Regions from separate parts of the Mus musculus genome. Here region 2 is linked to region 1. Evidence: chromatin loops called from intact Hi-C (ENCODE). Cell type or tissue: gastrocnemius. All regions are shown on one strand. Each heading gives the region's core, and the rest is flanking DNA. Links, peaks and the distances in the headings are about the cores only. Region 1 overlaps Ttll11 (tubulin tyrosine ligase-like family, member 11). Region 2 overlaps Ttll11 (tubulin tyrosine ligase-like family, member 11).

Region 1 (9,180 bases), core at 503-8,502:
TGGCTCAGTGGTTAAGAGCATTGACTACTCTTCCAGAGGTCCTGAGTTCAAATCCCAGCAACCACATGGTGGCTCACAACCATCTGTAATGGGGTCCTATGCCCTTTTCTAGTGTGTCTGAAGAGAGCAACAGTGTACTCACATACAATAAATAAATTAATTAATAAAAAAAAACAAAGGGGGTTATACAACTTATAGTAGTTTTAGTTCGCAGCTTAAACTCAGTCACATAGCCCCATTAGTTTGATCTTCAGTGAGGGTCTAAGGCGGATAGCATCACAGGGAGGCACGTGCAGGAGAAAGAGCATGTCCCAAGTGATGGATGCCAGAAAACAGGTAAGAGTCAGGCTCAACCTGATAACAGCTCAGCTTCCCACAAGAACCTGCCCAGTGACCTAAAGAGCCTCTACAGGCTCAGCCTCCTAAAGATGCTACCTCCTCAGCAGCATGAAGTTCACGCTTCCAACACATGGGTCCTCGGGAGATGCCCTAGCTAATTTTATCAACCTGACACAACCCAAAGTCCCCTGAGAGGAAAGCCTAAATCAGATTGGCCTTAGGCAAGTCTGTGGAGGGCTATCTTGAGTATAGTCTGGCACTGTACAGGACACCATCCCCAGGCAGGAGGCCCTAGGCTGTAGTAAAAGCTAGCTGAGTCAGAACCTGTGAGCAAGCCAGTAAGAGAGCCAGCAAGCAGCCTTCCTCCAAGTTTTCTGCATCAAGTTCCTCCTCGAGTCCTTGCCCTGACTTCCCCCAGTGATGGAAGTGACCTGGAAGTGTAAGAGGAAATCTTACCTGAGCTGCATTTGGTCAGAAGATTTTATTGAAAACTAGAACAGGCAACATCCTCAAACCCCATTGTAACACAGCAGTTACCCTGCACCAGGTCCTTAAACACCTCGTAGTAATTGCTCTTGGGCTCTGACAAGCCCTGCGCTTCTTATTCTTAGCACGTGTTTTCCCAGTAGGAACAACCTGGCTATGTCTGAGTTCACAAAGGCATCTCACTCCACAGTGAGTTTCTGGAGTAAAAACTTCAACAATTAATCTGATAAATTATATAGTACATTTTTTCTAGTTTTACAATAACATGCTTATAATGCATGCTGTGCAAAACTTGCATGAATTTCAAAGGTAAGACATAAAATAAAAGGGTTTTTGCTATAACCTACAAAGTAAGCATTCGCCTCTGAGTATCTGTCTTTCACGGTTCATTCAATTTGCCTCCACCCTTTGGAACACTGTGGGCAACACAGGAGAGCTCACTAGCCATAAAAACCCAGGGCAAGCTCATTATTATCCCTGGACCTGCGGTCTTTATCCTATAGACCTGGAGGGAGTCTATCCTATAGTGAGTGCATGTGTGCATGCGCCTCTCTCTCTCTCTCTCTCTCTCTCTCTCTCTCTCTCTCTGTGTGTGTGTGTGTGTGTGTGTGTGTGTGTGTGTGTGTATGTGTTGTGTATAGGATTAATCAGGACCACAGAGAAACATCCAGTATATGGCAAATGATTGATGAATGTTAGTTTCTTTCTACAGTGATTAAAGAATCTTTTAAAATGTATATATTCTTCTCTCTCTCTCTCTCTCTCTCTCTCTCTCACACACACACACACACACACACACACACACACACACACACACACACACACGGCCAGGATCTGCACAGGCTCTGGTTCAAACCTGACAGCCATACCAAACCGCTGACCCTAGATCGCTTCAACAAACATGATCTGACTCCAACAGGGATCTGCTCATTTACAGTTCTCTGTGGCATGGCCACCTCAAAAGGAAAAGTCTCTGACAGGCCTCAGCGCTGCTGTCACCTCTTGTCCGTGGTTTTAACATCCTTACCCTGCATCTCAAAGCCACACTCCTCACAGTTTGCTTCACTAAGGCAAATAATTAGACACAATGAGTTGGAAGCCATGTTTTGCCCAAGGTTTCTGGAGACTGCTACCAGTCGTCTAGTGTTCTTAGTAAGATGGCAAACCCAGATTTTGGCAGCATATTGTTCCCAAGTTAACAAACCTGAAGTCTAGGCTGCAGGGTGCTTGAAAGGGGGCATTGCAAAGTGGGAGTATGGCGGAAAGGGTGGCATAGGCTTTGCAACCAACTATATATATTCATTGGCCGTGTGGCTTTGAAAAGTCCCCCATTAGTCTCTAAGTCCCAGTTCCTTCATGTGAACAACATTCCTGCCTTTCATGGCATTATGAACCTGGGGTATAATGTGTCATGATACCTGACCCAAGGCCTAGATCTAGGAAACTGTTTGCCAAATGAGCCTTAGCCTCTTGTGGGGCTTGCCTTGGATACGCAGTGGAGGATGCTGCCTTCAAGTGACTTAGAACATAAAAGCCAGCAGTGGGGCTCTAGGGCTGGTGAGTGATCACAAGATCACAAGGGTCCCACCTCATTTCTGCTCACCCCATGCTAAGCCTGTTCTGATGGCTTCAGGGTTACCTATGGTCTACAAGATGGCTGCTCAAAATCTAACCGCTGAGGTTGAGTCCTAGACTGGAAGAAGGAAGAGGCAGTAGCAGCGCAGGTCTCTACTAGGTGAATTAGAGTCCTAAAAAGATACCCTGAGCCGGACGTGGTGGCGCACACCTTTAATCCCAGCACTTGGGAGGCAGAGGCAGGCGGATTTCTGAGTTCGAGGCCAGCCTGGTCTACAAAATGAGTTCCAGGACAGCCAGGGCTACACAGAGAAACCCTGTCTCAAAAACAAAACAAAACAAAACAAAACAAAACAAAACAAAACAAAAAAACCAACAAAAAAAAAGATACCCTGGATGCTATTTGCAACGATTTCTGCCTCCATCTTGCTGGCTACTTCTACTTACTTGGGAACCAGGAAATCTACTTTATATTATATTTATTCATTAGTTCAGTGTGTGTGTGTGTGTGTGTGTGTGTGAGTGTGAGTTTAGGTGCACATACACCATAGCATGCCTGTGAGGTCAGAGGACAGCTCTCAGGAGTCAGTTCTTTCCTTCTACCATGTGGATCCTAGAGATTGAACTTAGGTTGTCTGGCTTGATGGCAAGCATTTTTATCCTTTGAGCCTTCTTGTTGACCCCTAGAGGTTGTGTGTGTGTGTGTGTGTGTGTGTGTGTGTGTGTGTGTGTTTCTTTTAAAATGTATAAATACCGCTGTCTCATCACAGTGAAAAAGAGAAGGCAAATAGCTAGGCATTCTCTACCTCTTGGTGATTCTTATTTGAGCTGTGGAGCATAGAGGACCCTAATCTGAGGGCTTGTGGAAGCACATAAGGATAGAAGCGAGGTGGGCAAGCTGCTGTGCTTTAGTTGCATGACCTGGACTCCCCAGAGCAAAGGCAAGAACGCCCTAGGCCTGCCCAGCTCCTGCACCGTGGCACAGACGTCTCCACTGAAAACCTAAGGGACTGAAGCCCTAGTCCAGCTTTCACGTGGTGGACTGTCAGAACACATGAGGACACAGATCCTAGGACATCTGCCCCACACCCATTTCTGCCCAAGAAGCTGCCTAGGATGTTCAAGGGCAAGTTGAAGAAGCCCTTCCTTTCCCTGGGACTCCCCCAACAGAGCTGAGAGTTAGAAGTAAGAACAGCCAAGTTTTATCCACCTGCTGGAATCCATGGTGGCCTCATGGAGGAGGCAACGTCTGCCCTACTACTGGCTGTCATTGGGTGAGCAGTAAACAAGCACACCACCAAGGCAGCAAGGAGAGCCAGTAGAAGGATTTCGCATAGCTCGAGCTGTGTGTGATTCAGGCTGCGCTGGACCTGAGGCTCTGTGAACTGGGTGAGGTTCTGGGAGGCTCCCTGGCCCCTCCTGGGAAAATTTCACTCAATCGGAAGACAAGAAGGAGATTTGGAGACACAGGGCGGCTCCAGTCACAGCTGCTTCTGGTGCAGACGGGCTTTGATGGCAAGTGGCTGGAGATGCTGTCTCAGGGAACGGTCACTAGCACGCTTAAAATCACCAGAGCTTTGGGCCTCTCCAAGAGAAGCTATGCACATTTATTTTTATGTAAAATCTCAATATTGAAAGAATGGATTTAACCACATATGGATTCCATCAAAGCAGGACTGACCACAGAGGACTCCAGTAAGGGACACTTGGTTTGAGAGCCCAGGACACACCCTTAAGAAGAACTCCACATTTCACACAATCCTGAAGAGAAAACAGAATTAAGAATGTTTCTAATAAAAACCCTCAGGTCAGAATGGACTAATGGCAATATATGCTCACAAAGCTACCTGACATGACAGATTTTGTGATTCTCTCCATCACAAAGCGGCATTTGCATGAGAAACCAATTTTTCCAAGGTTAGGAACTGTTAGGTTCTGCAGCCGCCACTTCCCATCTGTGGCCAGCCCGGCCTTCAGTGAGCTGCAGCAGAATGTGGCAGGAAAAGAGCATCTTCAGGTGGCCAAGAAGCAGCTCGAGCAGATGGACCCAGACAACGAGGCTACCCAGCAAACGCCTGCCCTAATCAAGGATGCTGGAGGAAGTGGAGAAACACCACACTAGGTAACAGACGCCTCCTTTAAAGGCGTCCCAAGAAACCCCAACGGCAACTTAATAGCAAAATATGATAATTCTCTGCTTTCCAATTTATCTGGGTATGTTCAGTCTTGCGGATTAAATTTCACCACCTGCTAACGACTGTTCTCCATCTCTCTCCTTTCCACTTTGGTTTAAATGTTACCTCGTTATGAATTAATAATATTTATGCCATATGCCGAATTGAACCAAGTGCCCTTCACAGGAGCGCCTCGAAGCAGACATATTCCTAACACAGTGCGTGCTTCTATCACGGCTCCCACACAGACGCCCGAAGTTGAACTCACCTTCCGTATCTGCTACCCACTCTCTCTCTGTCTCTCCACATTCCTTGAAGAGAAGGAGAAGGGAAGAAAATAATAAATGGTCGCCTAGATTTATTTTTGGTGTCCTTCTCTCAGAACTTGCCGCATAGATCAGCAGTTTTCAGAGAGAATTATGCTAATGCCCACACGGCATCTTCCACTGTTCTCTTCCTCCAAGAATGAGAAATAACGAACTGTCATTCTCTTGTCTAGACGCTCTAACCAGCCTTACTGGAGTGCCATTTTCTCAGGAGCTGTGTGATAGTTGCACATATCATCGCCGTGAATTGAGCTCTTTTTATTAATTTTTTTTATTTTTGGAAAATTTATTTTATAACAATTGCAAAGGTGTGGAGGCTTCTATTTCTCCAGGAAATGTCTAATTGATGTGTCAGCTTATCAGCCTTCTTTGAGAGAAATGTGTCTGTATTAGTCTCCCACCAACATGGCTATCTGGGGGCGGGAGACATCAGATGTAATTCACGAGGACACCTTTCCCATAGCACCCTGCATTTTCCACTGGATGCAGCTGGGGGTTCAACAGTTGGCCCCAGCCAGGCTCACTCCTGGCAAATGGCAGCCCCTGCACTGTGAGAGCACGCTTTGAAACCCCGCTCCACCACTCTTGTTGCTTCTGATCCCATGTCTTCTTTTGAACTAAAGGACAAGTTCTTCCCTTTCTCTTTCCCCACTTCCCCTTTATTGTATGGAGATATTAATGTGCTTCATAATGGAGAGCGGCAGGGGATTTCTCTCTAAGAGGCATGGTCTGTTAGAATGTTCTAGAATAGAAATATAAGAAGACAGCTTTCCCCTCTCTCATTAACTCCTTGGTGACTTTGAAACTGTCCCTCTGTGACTATCCTTCCCAGAAGCCTTCTGCACTTCCTCTCTGTAGCCTTGAAAGCCATGAATAGTTTAAAGCACAGACACAGAGTCCCCGACTCCCAAATGCTTAGATAGTTGTAATAAATAAATATGGCTGTTTGAATACCTTTTACCTTATAGAAACCTCTCTGGGGGTGGGGGAGCTGCTCTTTTTCCCTCCACAGAGAAGGATGAGCATAAAAGAAATTCTATAAATAGAATTTTGTGGAGTGGAAAAAGTTGGTCCCTAAATTTCCCATGAGACATCAGTAGTTAGGGGGAAATGGGATGATCATTTCAAATCCTGCTCTATTCGGGCTCCTAATGAGCTTGAATGATTTGTGATTCTCTCCCATCATGTGTACTCAGATTCCTTCTATTGTGGAAAAAAAAAGAAAAGGGAAAAAAAAAAGAAAAAGAAACACACAGTGATCAGTTCTTTCAGCGGATTCCCCATCACTGGGGAAGGCTTTCATTGCCTTCAGCTTCTCCACCAGTGCCGGGCATGGAGCACCACCGCCAGGGCATTGTCTGGTGGGTAGCCAAACAAAGCCCAAGAATATGCGGCAAAGCCAAGGTCACAAACCTTCATCCTTTTCCTAGAAAATTTCTAGCTTCTCACGTGCCCTTGTTCTCAGAGTTCTCTCCACCAAAGAACTTACCCTTTCACCCATTCACTGGACAAACTTTTTCCGAGGCTTAAGGGGATTTTGCGCTCCATGGTGGGAACAGCCTCGCTGTCACACTCCAAGTCCCACATGTAACCCCCTGAGAGCATGCTGCCCTGTTACTGGGCCCTGAATACTGCTGCCCACCACGGCAGAAGGTAAGTTCTGCGTTTAGTGGCTAGGCAATCGTAAGCCCTCATTCTAGAGACTCTATTTGAGCTCACGGAGAATGTCTGGTAACCAGAGGACCAAGCTGGGAGACCCTGCCTGCGAGAGGTCTGCTTACCTCACAGAAAGAAGCCTTCCGTCCCAAAACTCCCCGGCGGGCGTCTAGGCCTGTGGTTAGTAAACTGAGACTTAGTATCTTGGTCCTAGGCTCCTCCCTGGACCCTTTTCTGGGTCATAGCTCCTCTACCTGCTCCTCTGTCTCCAAGGGGACATGGGGTACAGACTGTGCCCTGTGATCTGGGGCACGTGCTGAGTCTCTGTGCCTCATCCTCCCCACACCCACTGAAATGAGACCGGGGTCCCTCCCTCACATACACTTACAAGGATTCTGAGACCCTGGGGTAAGAAAGGACCTTGCAGTTGAATAGTGCCCGAGAAATACCCACAGAATCCAAGTTCTCTTAGAGCATTTCCCATCTGCTGCAGCTAGTATGGACTGTCCCTTCTCTGCTCTGACTGAAGACATCGTAATCAACCGTATGTGGCAGCATTGCCTAGGATGGGTTACCTTGGAAAGGAGATTAATGGAGAATTCTTCCTGGTAAATTACAGCTTCTGCTAAAAGTTTGACACTTCTATTTTCTTCCTGTCAGGGAAAAAACAAATAACTATATACCAGTGGTCAGTTCCGTTTCCGTTTTCGTCCTTTGGTAACCCATGGAGCAAGCCAGGCAGCACCCCAGCCTTCCTGAGGACACAGGTGTAGCCACTCGGAGACGGCACGGGCTTAATGAAGCTTTGGGAATTAGCAGCATACATTGACAGTGTGACGCAAGAGAGCAGAGCACTGTCCCCAGCAGAACCCAATAGAGATAGCCATCTTGGTGACAGGTGAAACGAAAAGCCTGGCGTCCGCTGACATGCTGTCTCTGAGGCTCAATAACTGTGTGCTGATGTGCTTTGAAGCCATGGCACTTGTGATTGAAATACGGAGAAGGGTGTGAATTGATGGTCTGCCAACTGCAGATGGGTGGGAAGAAGGTAGGGCAGGGAGGGGCAAGCAAGTGTGCAGGGCAGGAAAGCAATGGCCTCATCCGGACACCATGCTGGGTATCTTCACAGCCACCATGGTTAAGGAGAGGACCTGGATTTGGAGAGGGGCCTCTGGGTGCCAATCATGCTTGCCAATCAAAACTTCACCCATCCGGCACCTATGGGAACTTTCACACAGGGAACAATGACAAATGGCACATCAGAGAAGCACTTTATCATCAGCTGGGGTCATGGATGACATACACCAGAACTGTCCAAAGAGTATTAGATACAGTCTCGACACCCCGGCAACTGGCTCATTGTCCAGTCTTCAGGATTCCTAGGTAGACCCTGCCTCCCAGAACAGTCCTATCCAGGAGGGGGCTTCGGGGAGGCAGACAGGCCAATGGATCCCTAGGCGCTTTTCTTTTTGACCTAGGTTTCATTACCTCAAAGGGGTGATGAAAGCTTGGTCTTGTGGCCTGAGAGCAAGTGGAAAGTGAGATGCAATGAGGACTCAGGAGCCCCATGGGACTCTCCGTACCAGGCATCACACACATCTTCAGTAGCCGGGGGGACAGGTATCGGCTTCATTCTAGAGACCAGGAAACAAAAGTGTGCAAGTGTGCAGAGGTTTAAGAAAAGGACCCACAGCCAAGCATCTAGCTGCTGTAAATCCAGCCACTTTTCCAGACCAACTAAGTCAGTGGAGGGGAGGGCTCCAAAGGCCACCTTTGTGGCTTAGACGGGGAGGATCACTGCTGACACCAGACTCCCCCCGCACCTAATCAAAAGGAGCATCAGAAGTATCCACCCTCCTCATGGCTTCAGATAGTCAGGAGCAAGCATGGAGCATGGCGTGGAAGGGCCTCTCCAGTGAGGTGAGCCCAGCCTGTGTTTTCCGTTCTGCAAGTCTGGGCCTGTGTGTGGCTGATTCAGGACTTACATAAAACTATCAGGTGACAGGGTAAGAGAGTGAAGTAAAGAGACATCAAGGCCCCTGTGTTCATGTCTGGCCTCAAGGATTCATCTGGTGAGATCCAGGAAGAAAAGCTTCCGCACCAGTGATGGCTTCGTCTGCTCCAGTGATGAGCTGACAATACCAGATCATGTGAACGTGACTCAGACAACTGCCTTGCACTGGCAGGAGAGGGCAGAGCTCACACCCTGGTTATAATCCGTAAGAAGATGAAGACACATGCATAGGAGTATTTCTTGGCTATGTGGTTCCTGAGGCTAGATGGGGTGTGGCTTCACTGACAGAATAGTTTCCTAGCATGGATGAGGCCCGGGCTTCCATTCCCAGCATCACTTTAAAAAAACAGGTGTTCAAACTACAGCATCTCACCTGGGCAGCACAGCAGAGCTGGCTCTGGTTACGGGAGTGAGGGTGAGCTGGACCCCAAGGGTGTGAGAGCCGGAGAGATGGCCCTGGTGGTGCAGGCACAGGAGAGCTGGTGGGCTGACCAAGACAGCTTCCACCCAGCCCCAGATCCAGGGCTCTGAGTGGGCCCACCACAACATCTACCCCATCTACGTACTGCTGGAGCCCACAAAGGGGCCAGTCCTCAGATCCAAAGCTGCA
Region 2 (9,180 bases), core at 366-8,365, 66 kb before region 1:
TCCAGTTTTCTCACTGCCTGTAGCCAACATCTCTGGGTTCCATGGTGAATAAAGGCCTCTTTGTTTAATTAGAGTTGAATAGTGTTTGAATAAGTTGGTAATCCAATTAAAATTATATTTGCAGTTTATGCAAAATTTAAAAAAAAAGTGACTTGTTCAGCAAATGTCTTATAAAGCTTGCTCTGTATGTAGCCTGCAGTGAGCTGGAGGCGGGGTCTCAGTGTGGCCTAGGAAACAGGCTGGGCTCTCAGAGAGCCCTGGCCTCCAGCATGACACCAGCACACAGCATGGGGAGAGATGGTTCAAGGTGCTCTCAGGGCTCAGAGGAAAGTGTTTGCTGTGCCTCAAGAAGGGGACACTTCAGTGCGCTCTGAGGAGAAGAGGAAGATGCCACTCTAAAAGGGATAGAGAAGATCTGAAGTGCTGACGTTGGGGGCAGGGGTGATAGGCACCTTGGCAGTCCCCATGTCTGATCAGGTGCAGACTAATAGAGGCAACAGGAGACAAAGATTCCAGGAACTAAAAGAGAGATGAAGCAAAAAAGAGGGCTGGGACTACGGCTTAGAGGTAGAGCCTTTGCCTTGCATGTCCCAGGGCCTGGGTTCAATCCTCAGGGAGAGGTGAGGGAGGGGTGGAGAAAAATAGGTCAGAAACACATCACTCAGATGGGGAGATGGGGCATTAAATAAGAGGGCTAGGGAAGAGTGAGGGGCTCTATTAGTACACAATTATATATAATAATAAAAAGGTCTATGATTATCAATCACAAACTCAACAAACAACTTTTGTCCATAGCTGTGCTTTCTGAGACTGAGTAGCCATCTGAGCCAGTCCCCAGACAAGCTCCATGCTAGGACCCTCGAGGAAGGGAACTGCCAAGAAGGGGCTGGCCCTTCCGCACAGATCACCATTCCATGGAGTATAAAAGTCTCTCTTGCCTTCAGTGCCCCCCAAGGCACCCCCTAGCCCCCAGCTATCTTACCTGCTTTGCCTCTCCCTCCAGCTGATGCTCCTGCTTCCTCTCCTTGCTGGCAGCCAGGCTAGGCCTCAACTGATGAGATGCCTTTCAGGGCCTCGGTTGCACCTGCTGACCTGCAGTCCTCAGGCTGGGCTCGGCTCAGGGAGCACCAGAGATTTCCTCCATGCACTTTTTGTCTGTTTTCTGCTTTTACAAAATGGAGCATCTATGTTATTAATCATGAAACATTTTAACTCTCCAGACAATACAATGGATAACTATGTAATCTCCATATCTAATCTCCATATCTCCAATGCCTTATCTATTTCAGATTTCTGTTTTTTCAATTTTGAAAAGTTAATTATATGCATACTTTGATAGTTTGCATGCATATAATTTTTATTATAACTATCATTCAAAAGTCACCATGTTCCATAAAGAATCATAACTCTCTCTTCTTTTTGCCAACGACACATACATTCATAGACAGTACACGTGATTATTTTATACACCGGTTTTTAAAATCTAAATGACACAACACTGCGCTGTTTTAACCAGCCTTTCCCCCCAGCACTGTGTTTTGATGTTTACTGCATGTGACATATTTAGACCTCTGCCGGGTGTCCATTGTTCATGCTGCTGGCTACACAGTATTTCATCTGATAAACCAGTTTCTCTGTTCCTCATTAGCTTGCTCTTAGCAAAGAGGGGTCAAGCGGCTCCCCTCCCCTTCATTGTGACAAGCAGAGCCACTCTAAGTGACCTTCTGTGTGTCCCTGGTACCCATGTGTAAGAGGTTCTCTTTACTGGGGCTACAGTAGAAATAGGCTCGGTACTGATGAATGCTGCTTATTTATTATGTTATTTTATGTTGTGTTATTATGCTACTTAAAATGTTATTTTCTCACACCAAGACTTTAGGGACCTGGTTATCTGCTCCATTCCTTGAACCTAAAACAATACCTCAGATATCTGTTCAAAGAATGGACACACTCACATGACACCTCAGGGTGACTGTACTAACTCACACTCCCACCAGTTTGTGTAAACACCCCCATTTCTGACATTCTTGCCAATACCTGGCTATGGTATAGGTTAATGTTTGCCTGTCTGACAGCATCATTGTCACCTCATTTACATTCCTGGGATTACAAATGAGCCTGGCTGTCTTCAAGTAGAGTTTTCGACCACTTAGATTTCCCCCTCTGAGTTACCCTGTCTGCCTTCTCTGTAGTTTCTGTTTTCTTACAGTTTTGTAGACATGTTCTCTTCATCCTGACTAAAAAGCACCTGATGGTGTCTTGGGCCATGTACAGCTGAGGCTGGACTTTATAGTTTGCCTATTGACAAGTACAGGTTCTCAATTTATTTATGCATTTTAACTCCTTTTTGGTTTGCTTTTTACAATAATTTTTTGAAATAAATATTCTAGCTTTTTAAAATAAATTAAAATTTTTTTTTATTTTATGTGCTCTGGTGTGAGGGTGTCAGATCCTCTGGAACTGTAGTTACAGACAGTTGTGAGCTGTCATGGTAGGTGCTGGGAATTGAACCCAGGTTCTCTGGAAGAGCAGCCAGTGATCTTAACTGTTGAACCATCTCTCCAGTCCCTTTTTAGTTTTGATACAGGCAGTTCAAACTGACCTTGAATTCAATTTGTAATCCAGGTGGTCCCAAATATACAATCCTCCTGCCTCTACTTCCAAGTTCTGGGGTCACAGCTGTACACAACCGCTCCCAGCTTTCTAATTTTGTAGCCTTACCACATGTTTGCTAAGATTGACAGTTTTACCTTTCCTTTCTTTTTTATATTTATTTATTATTTTTTGTTTTTACGAGACAGGGTTTCTCTATGTAGCCCTGGCTGTCCTGGAAATCACTCTGTAGACCAGACTGGCCTCAAACTCAGAGATCCATCTGCCTCTGCCTTCTAAGTGCTGCTAAAAGCATGTGCCACCACCATGCCTGGCTCTCCCTTCTTCTTTTAAAAATACTACTTTATTCTCATGTTCACTATGTTCATAATTTGGGATCTTCTAGTATTTGCTGTTCCTAACTGTGCCAGTGTGACGTCAGCCGTGGGTTCTGGCAGGAATCTGTTGTCAGGTTATCATTTTTGCAATACTAGGATAAACATTCACAAGTATAGATTTTTTTTCATACTCTACTGGATCTGTTTCTAGATAGCACATCTTTGGTTCTCAAATGTACCCATTCCCTTAGGGTTTGGTTTATTCTCTTGAAAACTCTGTGTTTTAAAAATATTCTTAGGTTAGAATTTTATGTTTCACTTTGTCATTTTCTCAGGGAGAGGCATCTCTCTTCATGGTTTGTACTGTACTCTTCAGCTGCCATTGGTTTGCACAGCCAAGGAGTCACCAAGCATTTCAATGCCACTGTTAGATGCCAATACAGTGGAGTAGAGACAGAAGAGGTTTAGGAGTCTGAAAAGTCATTGTTTGACAAACACTTGTCACACAATTAGTGCTAATGTCTTGAAAGCCCTTGAAGACAGTGCTATGGGGATTGGTGGGAACACAGGGCTTACAACTCTGGCTCTATCGGTTACTGACCACGTCACTATGAGGGAGTTTAAGGCCCCAGTTTATCCCTTAAAGCAGCACATTGATTGTGTGCTTCACACAGCGTATCAGACTATATGTGGTATAAAATGCTTAGCTCAGTACCCAGCATAGAGTGGGCATCAATCAAATGCAACTGTCATTATTAGCATCCATCTTTCCATTTGTTCCCATAATTGCTTCATGAGATAGATTATTGTTAGCATTTGACAGATGTTTCATGAGCATGTGGGAACATTTAGTAAAATATTGTAAAAATGTTGCTTTTTATTAATATATGTAAAGGGGCTTTGATCGATGTCAGACACCATGCAGATGGAAGGGAATGCCGCTCCTCAGGATGGCTTAGGCCCACATTCTTGTCAGCATTTGGAAGTCTCACTGCATGAATTTAAATCATGCATCACAAGAATCAGAGAAACAGCCTCCATGTCTGATAAAGAGAGACCAGAGAATGGATCAAAAAGATCTTTTAGCAAGAATAGCTAGGCATTACTATATTGAAACACCAAGGCTGTCTACGTGTGTGTGGTGTGTGTGTGTGTGTGTGTGTGTGTGTGTGTGTGTATGTGCACTGTGAGTACATGTGGAGGTCAGAGGTCAAACTCAACTGGTGTTATCCAGGCAACACCCATCTCCTCTTTACAGGCAGTGTCCCCGGCTTTCTGGAACTCACCAGGTCGGCTGACTAACCAGAGAGCCTCAGAGACCAGCCTATCTCCCCTGCTCAGCACGAGGGTCACAAGTGTGTGCCATACCCAGCTCTTGTTTGGTTTTGTTTGTTTTATGAAACAAGGTCTCCATGTAATCCTGGCTGTCCTAAAATTTGATAAGTAAACCAAGGAGGCCTCGAACGCACAAAGACCTGCCTCCAGCTCCTACGTGCTGAAATTAAATGTGTGCAATGCTGTGCCCAGCTGACTCTTTTCAAATGTGCTTGCTGGGGATTGAGCTCAGGTCTCTTTGACTCATCAGGTCTCCATGCTTGTAAGTCAAGCACTCTGCTATCTGAATTATTTCCCCATCCCCAAACAGTAAAATCTTAAGTATGACTGTGTTTGACATGTAAGATTATAGGTTATTTTTCTTGAAACTTCTCTGCCTATTCCAAGTTTCTCCTGTGTCCTGAACTGGAGAGGAACGGGGAGTCAGCCACAGGAACGAGAGTTGAGCATCGAGCCCCAGTAAACTATCTAGCAAAGCCCCAACTTCCAGCCATGTGCTGGGGCTGGGGTCTTCAAAACTCAGGTCCTGACTCCTCTCGCCTCAAAATCCAACTTGGTACACATAGCCTTAGGGTGCTCCTCTGTCTGTCTCTGATGACTGAGTTAGATTCTTTCTTTTAGCTTGCTGGAAGGACCTGACCTCTCTCTAGGCAGGGAGACCTAATGGCATTGGCTACTCCATCCTTTCTGTATAGTGTTAGTTTACCTTGGAGCCGTTCTCAGGGTAGTCAAAGCCAGTCAAGGAAGTCTCCACCCAAAGCTGCTTTTCTCAGAAGTGACCTATAGAGGTCGCATAGAGGCGTCAACAGCTCCTCCCTCCTGAGCCAGGCATGGTGGTCTCCTCTGAGCTTCTCTCAGCTCTTCAGGCTCCTAAGCCAGAGCCTGCACCCTCTCCATGAACTCCCAGTGAGCGCTCTTTTCCGACCTTGGGATCTATTGGTTTGTCATTCTCTCCTTCACCACCCTTGCTTGCCTACCATCTTCTCCAGCTTGGATAGCGCAGAGCAACTCATAACCTGCCTTCTTACCTGCTCCTGCTTTCTTCTATTCTATTTTCCTGGCAGCAGCCAGTGCCCTTTCTCATTTTCATGCACACACCTGTGAGAGTGTGCGTGTGTGCATGTACATGTATGTGTGTGCACATGTGTATGTGTGTGTGTGTATACATGCACCTGTGTGTGTATGCATGTGTCTGTGTACAGGTATACATGTGTGTGTTTACATATGGAAGCACAACATACATTTTGGAATCATCCCTGATTGTTTTTCCATCTTACGCATTGAGTTAGTGTCTTTAAATCAAATGCAGAGCTCACCGATATGGCTAACCTTGTTAGCCAGTTTGCTCTGAGGATCCCCTGTCTCTGACTTCTGAGGCTACCTGTGGGCTCCTGGCATTGACTTGGGTTCTGGGAATCCAAACTCCAATCCTCATATATTCATGGCAAATACTTTAACCACTGAGCCACCTCCCAACCCTGGGATGATCTTTTTCCAAATTCCATTCTAAATGGGATAACTGATGGCTTTTCATTTCCCCGTAGAATGAAGGATCAGACCGGGTCAAGTACCAGACAAGCTGTTGCATTGTCTAGCTTATATCATGGTTCTGAGTTTGCAGTTCCCCAGGCTTGCCCAAGGCCTTGTCAGGGTGTCTGTGAGGTGAAAGCTGTTGTCCTCAGCACAACACTAAGAGACTAGTTCATGGTACTGATGCTGGCCCAGCCACTGTGAACAGTGTGATGAGTAAAACCTCTGGCTAAGTGTCAGTTAAGATAGTGACAGCAGGATCAGAGGATGGCTCAGCTGGGAACAGACCTGGCCACCAAGCCTAATGATGTGAGTTCAGTCCCTGTGGTGGAAGGAGAACACTCGTAAAGTTGTCCTCTGACCTCTTCACACACGGCACTTGTGTGCATACACACACACACACACACACACACACACACACACAAATGCAATGTTAGTCTTTAAAGATAGTGACCACGGACTGTACATAGTCTTTGTGGTTTTTATGGTCATATGCCCTCTCACTATGAGACTGGGATGTTTCTTAATGGGCTAAAAGGCACCCTCTTTCACAAATTAAAACAAAGAGAGTGTCAGATTCACTCACAATAGTTCTTGGTGGAACACTTTTTTAAAAAAAAATCAAAATAGGGAGTACTGTGTGCTTGTCCAGAGGTCCTGAGTTCAATTCCCACCACCAACATGGTGGCTCACAACATCTGTAATGGGATGCCCTCTTCTGGCATGCAGTATACATGCACATACACATACATACATACATACATACATACATACATACATGCATACATCTTTAAAAATTGTTTTCAAAATAAAAATTTAAATCTCAGCCCTTGTTATACAGTTTCTGTTGGTGGCATTGGAAATATTGTATATGAAGAATGGTCGAGTGACAATGGCTAAGTTGCTTCCGTTGCTGTCCATGGAAACACAGAAAGCCCTTGTGTTTCTGTGAATTGTTAATGGCCACAACAGGAAGGGCTCTCCTGAGAAGAAAACTGGCAGGCAATCTATTGTCTCAAAACAAAGCAAGCTTCCCACTTGAAGGAAATCAGATTTGGAATCTTTAGAAAGCTTGTACCTGCCACTGTGTGCTCATCAACTTTCCAGTACTTACAGAGCTTTTCTATTGAAGTCAGAGGTCACATAGAGGACAGTGATGTCGTGACAGTGTGTGCTGGAAACACATGAGGAAGATCCCCACAAACCAGTGTCTTCCAAACAGCCAAACCATGACATTGCCACACTCCGTGGGGGTAGAGGTTGGTCCAAGGCAAGAGGTGGAGCCTCGCCTCGCAGAGCATTCAGTTTGTCAACACCACACAGGTTCTGCCTTGCCTGACACTTAACAAGGCAGCCCTCGAGGAGACGTGGTGCATACCAGGTTTTCATCATATAGCCCTTTCCAAACATTACAGCACACTGAATGTAGAAATGGGATGGAGGCTCTAACCATCCCCCACCCCACCCCCTCTCTGGTGTGTGTAAGGTGCGTGCACTTGTGTGCATGTGTGTGGAGGTCAGAGATCAATTTAGGTACTGCTCCTCATGCCCCAGCCAGCTTGTCTTTTGAGACAGGATCTCTTGCTGGCCCGGGCCTTGCCTTAGGCTAGATAGGCTAAGCACTAAGCTACAGGGGTCCACCTACCCCAGCCTCCCCAGTGCTGGGATGGGAAACTGATCCATTACTACTGTAGGCTACTTTAAAGTGGGTTCTGGAGATTGGATTCAAGTTCTCATGGTTGCAGGACAAACGTTTTACCAACTGTGTTTACTCCAGCTTCTCCAAACATCTTTTTATAAAGTCATTAGATTTACAGATGTTAAAAAAAACAGTGCATTTTTTGCACTTTCTTACAAAAATGGGATTTTCATGAACATGTTTGTTTTCATTACTGTCTTACTGACGTATTGTTAGTAAAGTATTATTGGAAGAATTCGTATGTTTTTAAGTGTCCTGTCTTACTTAATGTTATGGAAACTGATGGGCTGTGGGAGTGTGAGGGACTTCCAAGTACACAGTCCTTGAGAGTCACTGGTCTAAGCTCTGTACATAAAGGATTAACATTCCAGCCTCCCCCACATCACTCTTAATCTTCCCAAATGTCCCCTAATCCCTTCTTTCTGTCCCACAATCAGTTTCCTCAGTCGGACTGCCCTGTGCTTCAAGGCTTCTTCCCATGCAATTTCTCGGGCCACAAATGGACACCCTAACCCCAGCCCTCCCCTCGGCACCTGGGCTGTCTCTCTCCAGTGCAGCTTAAGAAGGCGTCTCCTTGCCAGCATCTACCCGCGTGCTTTCATTCCCCCCGCCCCGTAGGCTCCATGTTAATGTGTTTCCTAATGATCTCTACCTTCAGATTGAAATTCTCATTATGTCCCTCCTTTATCATCTCCCTTCTGCACCTATCTTACAAGTGCCTCCTCTGCCGCCCGTTGTATCGTATTAATCACCACCTGTCTGAGAGAAGAGAGACGAAAAGCTAACCGACATTTTCGGTGTGAGAGCAGTCAGTTCTCAGTCTGTCCCCCCACCCCCCCCCCACCCCCCACCCCCGCATAAAAGGGTCTCATATAAGTCTTTACAGGTGCTAGGATAATTTAGTCATTGTTGTTGGAGGTTTTTTTTCCCTCCCAAGACCAGGAAGAAAACCATCTGGTGCTGTCATTAATGAGGCCAATTTCCCTGTCTCTTGTAGCTGGAAGCCCCTGAAGTGTGTGCTTGTTCTGCACGCTAGCCACTCCTTTCACTTTCTTGTTCTCTGAGCTCCAGCCCTTATGTAGACTCTGCCCCCGCCCAAGCTCGGGGTCAGTGGGAATCATCTGTATCCTCTGATTTTCCTTTGCAAAGAAAAAAAAAATGTGGGTTGTCTAGATGTTGCATCCTGCTGTGGTGCAGTAAAGGCATGATAGGATTTTCTTATTGGAACTGTTAAGAAAGCTTTATAAGAGATCAGGCTATCTGTGTCCTTGGTTGAAGAGGTCTGGTCGTAAAGCATGCCCTGGTATAAATGAAGCATGCCCTGGTACAAATGATGCTGGAGCCTCTGGTGCTCTCTGGACCTGTTTTTCCCTCTGTCGGATGAACAGGTTCCAGAGAGCCCAGTAAACTCCAGGCTACTCTTGGTGCAGAGGAGGGACACATGATGGGTCTTCTCTCCAAAGAACGCAGTCTCTTAGGTACCCTAAAGCATCTATGGGATGATATCCACTCTGCACATGTGCGTATTCATTTACATACACGTGTGTATGCATGGATACTCTAAACTGTCCACCTTGTGCCACCCTTGCTGATCCTGGGTTGTGGTGGTGGCAAATGAGGACTAATGGTACCCATCAACTCTAAAGAGTTCATAGGCTTGTGGTGGAGCTACATAGCACATGTAAC

Evidence for each region. Peaks named below come from ENCODE experiments on the same cell type or tissue, not always from the same donor. Only the 100,000 strongest peaks of a DNase experiment are listed, where the experiment ranks them.
Region 2: it touches region 1 in a loop (6-fold over the local background); 2 of 42 quality-filtered maps call a loop at or near these places.

What each region holds. Positions count from the first base shown.
Region 1 is chr2:35,785,417-35,794,596 of GRCm38, reverse strand. The region is part of intron 8 of Ttll11 (tubulin tyrosine ligase-like family, member 11); the gene reads left to right. Among named protein-coding and RNA genes, the nearest start is that of 9030204H09Rik, 29 kb to the left of the region's middle. In gastrocnemius, for the core only: no CTCF peak of the experiment used is centred there; a DNase peak (open chromatin) is centred at 4,410; H3K27ac peaks cover 598 bases.
Region 2 is chr2:35,850,941-35,860,120 of GRCm38, reverse strand. The region is part of intron 6 of Ttll11 (tubulin tyrosine ligase-like family, member 11); the gene reads left to right. Among named protein-coding and RNA genes, the nearest start is that of Gm10829, 14 kb to the right of the region's middle. In gastrocnemius, for the core only: a CTCF peak has its summit at 5,064; no DNase peak of the experiment used is centred there; H3K27ac peaks cover 1,008 bases.